Linked DNA regions of Homo sapiens: region 1 is linked to region 2. Evidence: chromatin contacts called from ENCODE Hi-C or POLR2A ChIA-PET data. All regions are on one chromosome and are shown on one strand. Each heading gives the region's core, a stretch centred on a gene start or an enhancer-like site at or near the end of the contact. The rest is flanking DNA. Distances are from core to core; before and after follow the strand shown. Region 1 overlaps VIPR2 (vasoactive intestinal peptide receptor 2). Region 2 holds the start of DYNC2I1 (dynein 2 intermediate chain 1).

Region 1 (2,700 bases), core at 42-2,541, 170 kb after region 2:
GATATCCCCACCCTTCTGCAGCTGGCTCAGCAACGTCCCCAGACACCCTCCCCACATCTGCAAACCACCCTTCGCCTGAAGGAGCAGCCGCTAGGGCTGCTGAGCGCCAGCTCTGGGGAGGAGGGCTTGAAACAGTTTTATATGTTGTTAAAATAATTCTTATCCTAAGATTATTTTTGTTAAAAAGAGAATAGGTTTCCGGTTCCCACTCAGCTGTATCCCGCACCCCACGTAACCCCATCACCAGGGGCCCGCAGGCCTGGCCGCAGCTGGCCTGGGGCTGAGCGTCAGGCTCTGCGGCTCCCACAGGGCGGCAGGTGACCTCCTGAGGCAGAGCCAGAGCTGCTGAGGGTCCCACGGAACACCTGTGTGGAGAGGTCCCCTCCTTCATGACCTTGCTCTCCTGATCTGGTTGTCTCCTCAGCCCGCCTTCCGTGGGGAGGCAAAACAGCCCTGTGGAGTTGGGTGGGGCAGGGCTCAGCCGGGCCGGGTGGGCGCCCCAAGAGAGAGGACGGGCTGCCCTCCTGTTGATTTCTCCTGGTCCTAACGTCAGGGGGGCCCTGACTGGCTTCCCTCTGTCCTGCAGATGAGGGGGCTACCCTTATGGGACCTGGGAGGCCGCCCTGATGTGGGACGGATGTCACCCGGTGGTCGCCCAGGCTCGTGCTGGGCCACACAACTGCGTTTCCACATTTCCTCCTTGGCTCCCCTATTCTCTTGGGCCGGGCGCAGTGGCTCACGCCTTAATCCCAGCACTTTGGGAGGCCGAGGCGGGCCCATCACGAGGTCAGGAGATCGAGACCATCCTGGCTAACATGGTGAAACCCTGTCTCTACTAAAAATACAAAAAATTAGCCAGGCGTGTTGGCGGGCGCCTGTAGTCCCAGCTATGGGAGGCTGAGGCAGGAGAATGGCGTGAACCCGGGAGGCGGAGCTTGCAGGGAGCAGAGATCAGGCCACTGCAGTCCAGCCTGGGCGACAGAGCGAGACTCCGTCTCAAAAAAAAAAAAAAAAAAAAAAGTGGATCCACTATACGGCTGAAACACATTTTGCACAAGATTATCTAAATGCTGGAGTTTAAATCGAGTCAATGACAACACGACTCCAATTCCAGGTATGGGGTTTAGTGGACAACCAGCTTGACGGAGTCAGGACCGCGCTGACCTGCCCGACACGGTGCTCGGGCATCTGGAAGGAGGAAGCCGGCGTCTCAGCCCCGCAGAAGCCCCGAACCGTGGGCCTCCCGCCGCGTCCGACAGGCAGGGGTGGGGCTAGATGACCGAGGTCTCCGTTTGCAGGAAGGACTGGGCGCGGGAGCCGCGGTGGAACTGCAGGGCGCCCTCCGAGCCGTTGCGGGAGAAGGAGGAACCGCAGACCCTGTAATCCCGGCTCGCGGACGGGGTCGGGCACCGGCTTCGCCATTTTCGCTTCAGCTCGCACTGCACCTGGGAGGTGAGGGCAGCGGGAACGCCCGTGAGCCTGGGCAGGTGCGGGCGGCTGCTATGGGAAGCGCGGCCCGCGAGCCTCCAGCTCTCCCTCCCGCCTGCTCCCGTATCTGTGTTGCCAGCAGATGGACAGAAACAGAAACGGCCTTGGGGGCAGAGGCTGGAGGGAGCGGGAACTGGACGGCCACAGGAGGGCGGGGGACGCTGCCAGACTCTAAGACTGTGCGTGGGTGGTTCGGGGATCGCCACTGCCGCGGTAAGCGCAGTCCCACAGTCTCAGATAGTTAATATTTCTCTGAAAAGATTTTCCTTAGCAGCCGGGGTTGTGACGGTGCTGGGCCTCCGTCTCCTTCCCTGTTCCCAGCGGGCAGGGAATGTTAGCCCTGGGAGGGGGTGGGGATGAGTGAGGGGTGCCCGGACGGCAGAGGAGGGAGGAGGACAAGTGGCACTACTCGGGCTCAGCTTTGCAGAAGCCGTGCTGGTGAAAGCTGCATGTCAAGCAAAGAAAGCGCCAGCAACCGCAGCGTGGGGCGGGAGGGTCAGGGGTCAGGGGACGGGGCCAGGCCGTTGGAGCAGCCCGGAGACAGCCTCCCTGGCTGGGAATGAACGCAGGGCAGAGCTCGGCTCCGGGCTTCCTCCCCAGGGACTCACAGGACGCTGTGCAGCCCCACCCCCCAACCCAGGCCCGGCTTTCTGGGACTCACAAGCTATGGTCAGGAGCGAGACGCCGACCATGGGGAAAAACAGATTCTGTCTAGACCCGGCCGGGAGCTTTCCCGAGAGGGCTCCGAGACGGACGGCAGTCGATGCTACTTAGGGTGGACGGAAGGACGGCGGGGTTTGGAAGCTGGGCCCAGAAGAGTGGGTTTGCCTGTGTCGTTGTGGGTTCTCTGATGGGGACACAGAACTGTGGGGTCCCGGGCAGTAACTCGAGCCCGCGGAAGACAGGCATGTGTGGGGGCTGCGGCACCAGGCTGGGCAGCATCTCAGGAAGCAAGTGAGTACCTGTGCTTGGTTCCAAGGCGGCCATGAACTTACCTCACTGTTCAGGAAACAGTAGAGGACGGCCACCACCAGGCCCTGCAATGAGAAGAGATGGTCAGGCAGGACCCGCGCTCGGGGGAGGGCGGCCGCCTCCGCACACCTACCTGGAACGACCCGAGGCACAGCTCAAACAGTATCTGGTATTTGGAGGAGATGCTGATGGGAAACACGGCAAACACCATGTAGTGGACGCCGAACAGCGGGATAAGCA
Region 2 (2,700 bases), core at 19-2,518:
TCAAAGCGGTCTTCTTGCCCTTATCAGTTCCTGGGTGAGGGGCCACAAGATCTGATGAGCCAGTTTATTGATCTGGGTGGTGCCAGCTGATCCATCAAGTGCAGGTTCTGCAAAATATCTCAAGCACTGATCTTAGGAGCAGTTTAGGGAGGGTCAGAATATTGTAGCCTCCAGCTGCATATTAGAAACTACTCCTAAAACGTAATTTCTAATCTTGTGGCTAACATCAGTCCTACAAAGGCAATCAAGTCCCCAGGCAAGAAGGCCTGCTTTGGGAAAGGGCTGTTACCGTCTGTGTTTAAATTATAAAATATAAACTAAGTTTCTCCCAAAGTTAGTTCAGCCTACTGCCAGGAAGGAACAAGCACAGCTTGGAGGTCAGAAGCAAGATGCTGTGGGTTAAGTTACACCTCTTTTACTGCCTCAGTCATAATTTTGAAAAGGCGGTTTCAGGCTTTCAGCCCTAACTTTCCCTTTGGCTGAAGGAGTTCGGAGGTCCTGAGAGTTTTTGATTTTCCCTTACGTGTTGTATAAAAACAGTCTCTCAACGTTGATTCCTGCCTACCTTACTGCTTGTTTTTATCAAAAGACGACATATGGGAATATAATTTGTTAAGTGCAAAGCCTTATTCAAATGTAAAGCTCTTTTCTTTTTTTTTTTTTTTTTTTTGAGACAGAGTCTCGCTCTGTCGCCCAGGTTGGAGTGCAGTGGCGTGATCTCCGCTCACTGCAAGCTCCGTCTCCCAGGTTCACGCCATCCTTCTGCCTCAGCCTCCCGAGTAGCTGGGACTACAGGCGCCTGCTACTGCGCCCAGCTATTTTTTTTTTTTGTATTTTTAGTAGAGACGGGGTTTCACCGTGTTAGCCAGGATGGTCTCGATCTCCTGACCTCATGATCCACCCGCCTCCGCCTCCCAAAGTGCTGGGATTACAGGGGTGAGCCACCGCGCTCGGCCTCAAACGTAAAGCTCTTTTCAATATCTGCTCTCCCTTTCTATCTTCCCCGACTGTCAGTCCGGTCCCGTGGGAACCCGGGGCGGGTTGGGGCGAGTCAAGAGCCCCTGCACCCCAAGTCAGGGTACTGCACCTACCCCTTGGGGAGACCAACGACCGCTCGGTCCTCTGCTGCTCCTGCCTGGCGGTTGCTAGGAGCCGGGGAAGCGCAGGCGCATTGGGAGGGGCCGCGGGCACGCCGAGCAGCGACCACTCGGCCTTCCCCTGCTCCTGCCTGCCAGGTGCTAAAAATGCCGGGGATGCGCAGGCGCACTGGGAGAGGCCGCAGGGCACGCTGGGCAGTGCTTCTGGGCCCTCTGCTGCTCCTGCTTGTCGGTTGCTAGGCGCTGGGACGCGCCTCCCGAAGGGTGCGGGGCACAGGTGGCCTCTTCGGGGTGGACCGCGCCTGGCCGGGGCCGAGGACACCGCGGCCGCCCGGGCCTGCGGGAAGCGATGGAGCCCGGGAAGGTCGGTGCGGCGCTGGGTCTGGGCGAGGGGTGGTCGAGCTTCGCGGACTCCTTCGGGCGCCGCTAGCAGCGCCGCCGCCGCCCTCCCTTTGCGCAGCGGTTCTCTCGGCCGGGCCGGGGCTTCCCGGAGGAGCCGCGGTGCCTCCGAGGCAGGAAGGGAAACGGAGGCGCGGCTGGCCGTCGGCGCGAGGGATGGCAGGACGCCGGGCTCCCGGCGGTCGGGAGAGGCGGTCTGTGCAGCCTCAGGCCTGGGGTCGCCGCCGCGGCCCGTCTCCTCGCGCCCGGCCTGGAGGCGGCCTCGGCCCCTGCTGCGGGGCCGGGGTGGCTGAGGAGACATATTTAAAAGTTTATTAAATTTTAGCTGACTTAAGTTTAAATATGACTTGTCACAGTTTAAGAGGTTGAGAGAGTGCAGCCTGGGTGCTTGAGTTTGAATTCAGGATTTTGTATTTACTTGTATGACCTTGGCAAACTCACTTAACATGTCTTGTTTCCTAATTCATTCAATGGGCACAATAATAATAGCAACATTATAGGGTGTTTAAGAAGGTTAAGTGAGATATTATGTGTAAAAGTGCATAGACCAGTGCCTGCTTTCATTAACACTCAATAAATGTTAGATATTACTGTATTATTCTTATCTATTGATTCCCCACTGAAAGATGAGGAATTTAATTTGCATACATTTTCTTCTACCTTCACTCCTATTATTTTTTCCCCATCACTTACCTTTATGTGTTGAATAATACTCCTTAATTTGTATTTTATGTTATATAAACCTTAGGTTTTTGTTTTTTTTTTTTTTTTGAGATGGAGTCTCACTCTGTCACCAGGCTGGAATGCAATGGCACGAACTTGGCTTACTGCAACCTCCGACTCCAGGGTTCAAGAGATTCTCCTGCCTCAGTCTCCCGAGTAGGTGGGATTACAGATGTCCGCCACCAAGCCCAGCTGATTTTTGTATTTTTAGTAGAGATGAGGTTTCACCGTGTTGGCCAGGATGGTCTTGATCTCCTGACTTCGTGAGCCACTGCACCCGGCCTTTTTTTTTTTTTTTTTTTAAAGATAATTCCCCTTGTCGCCCAGGCTGGAGTACAGTGGCACGATCTCTACTCACCGCAACCTCCAACTCCTGGGTTCCAGCGATTCTCCTGCCTCAGCCTCCCGAGTAGCTGGGATTACAGGCAGGTGCCACTATGCCTGGCTAATTTTTGTATTTTTAGTAGGGATGGGGTTTCTC

The links. Hi-C counts contacts between places; a loop is a spot of excess contacts on that map. ChIA-PET counts read pairs that join two places held with the same protein, here RNA polymerase II (POLR2A). Pooled maps may share reads with other maps.
Region 1: a pooled map of heart left ventricle shows a loop between it and region 2 (2.5-fold over the local background). The contact joins the enhancer-like site here to the promoter of DYNC2I1 in region 2. A Hi-C loop is called at or near these places in 2 of 50 pooled maps. POLR2A ChIA-PET finds 5 or more read pairs at or near these places in 5 of 52 experiments (HEK293, K562, PC-3 and 2 more).

The regions. Positions count from the first base shown.
Region 1 is chr7:159,029,345-159,032,044 of GRCh38, forward strand. It overlaps VIPR2 (vasoactive intestinal peptide receptor 2), which reads right to left. Exons shown (of 13, transcript NM_003382.5): 11 at 2,594-2,700; 12 at 2,484-2,525; 13 at 1-1,445. The coding sequence ends at 1,272. Among named protein-coding and RNA genes, the nearest start is that of LINC00689, 22 kb to the left of the region's middle. RefSeq lists an enhancer at 1,871-2,523. Within about 2 kb of position 1,292, at least 22 of the 41 ENCODE cell types and tissues checked have a DNase peak (open chromatin) inside an H3K27ac peak, as active enhancers do.
Region 2 is chr7:158,855,290-158,857,989 of GRCh38, forward strand. DYNC2I1 (dynein 2 intermediate chain 1) reads left to right here and starts at 1,269. Exons shown (of 25, transcript NM_018051.5): 1 at 1,269-1,461. The coding sequence starts at 1,447. LOC124901796 (a long non-coding RNA gene) reads right to left here and starts at 1,233. Exons shown (of 2, transcript XR_007060627.1): 1 at 1,092-1,233; 2 at 1-107. RefSeq lists a silencer at 1,325-1,794 and an enhancer at 2,145-2,686.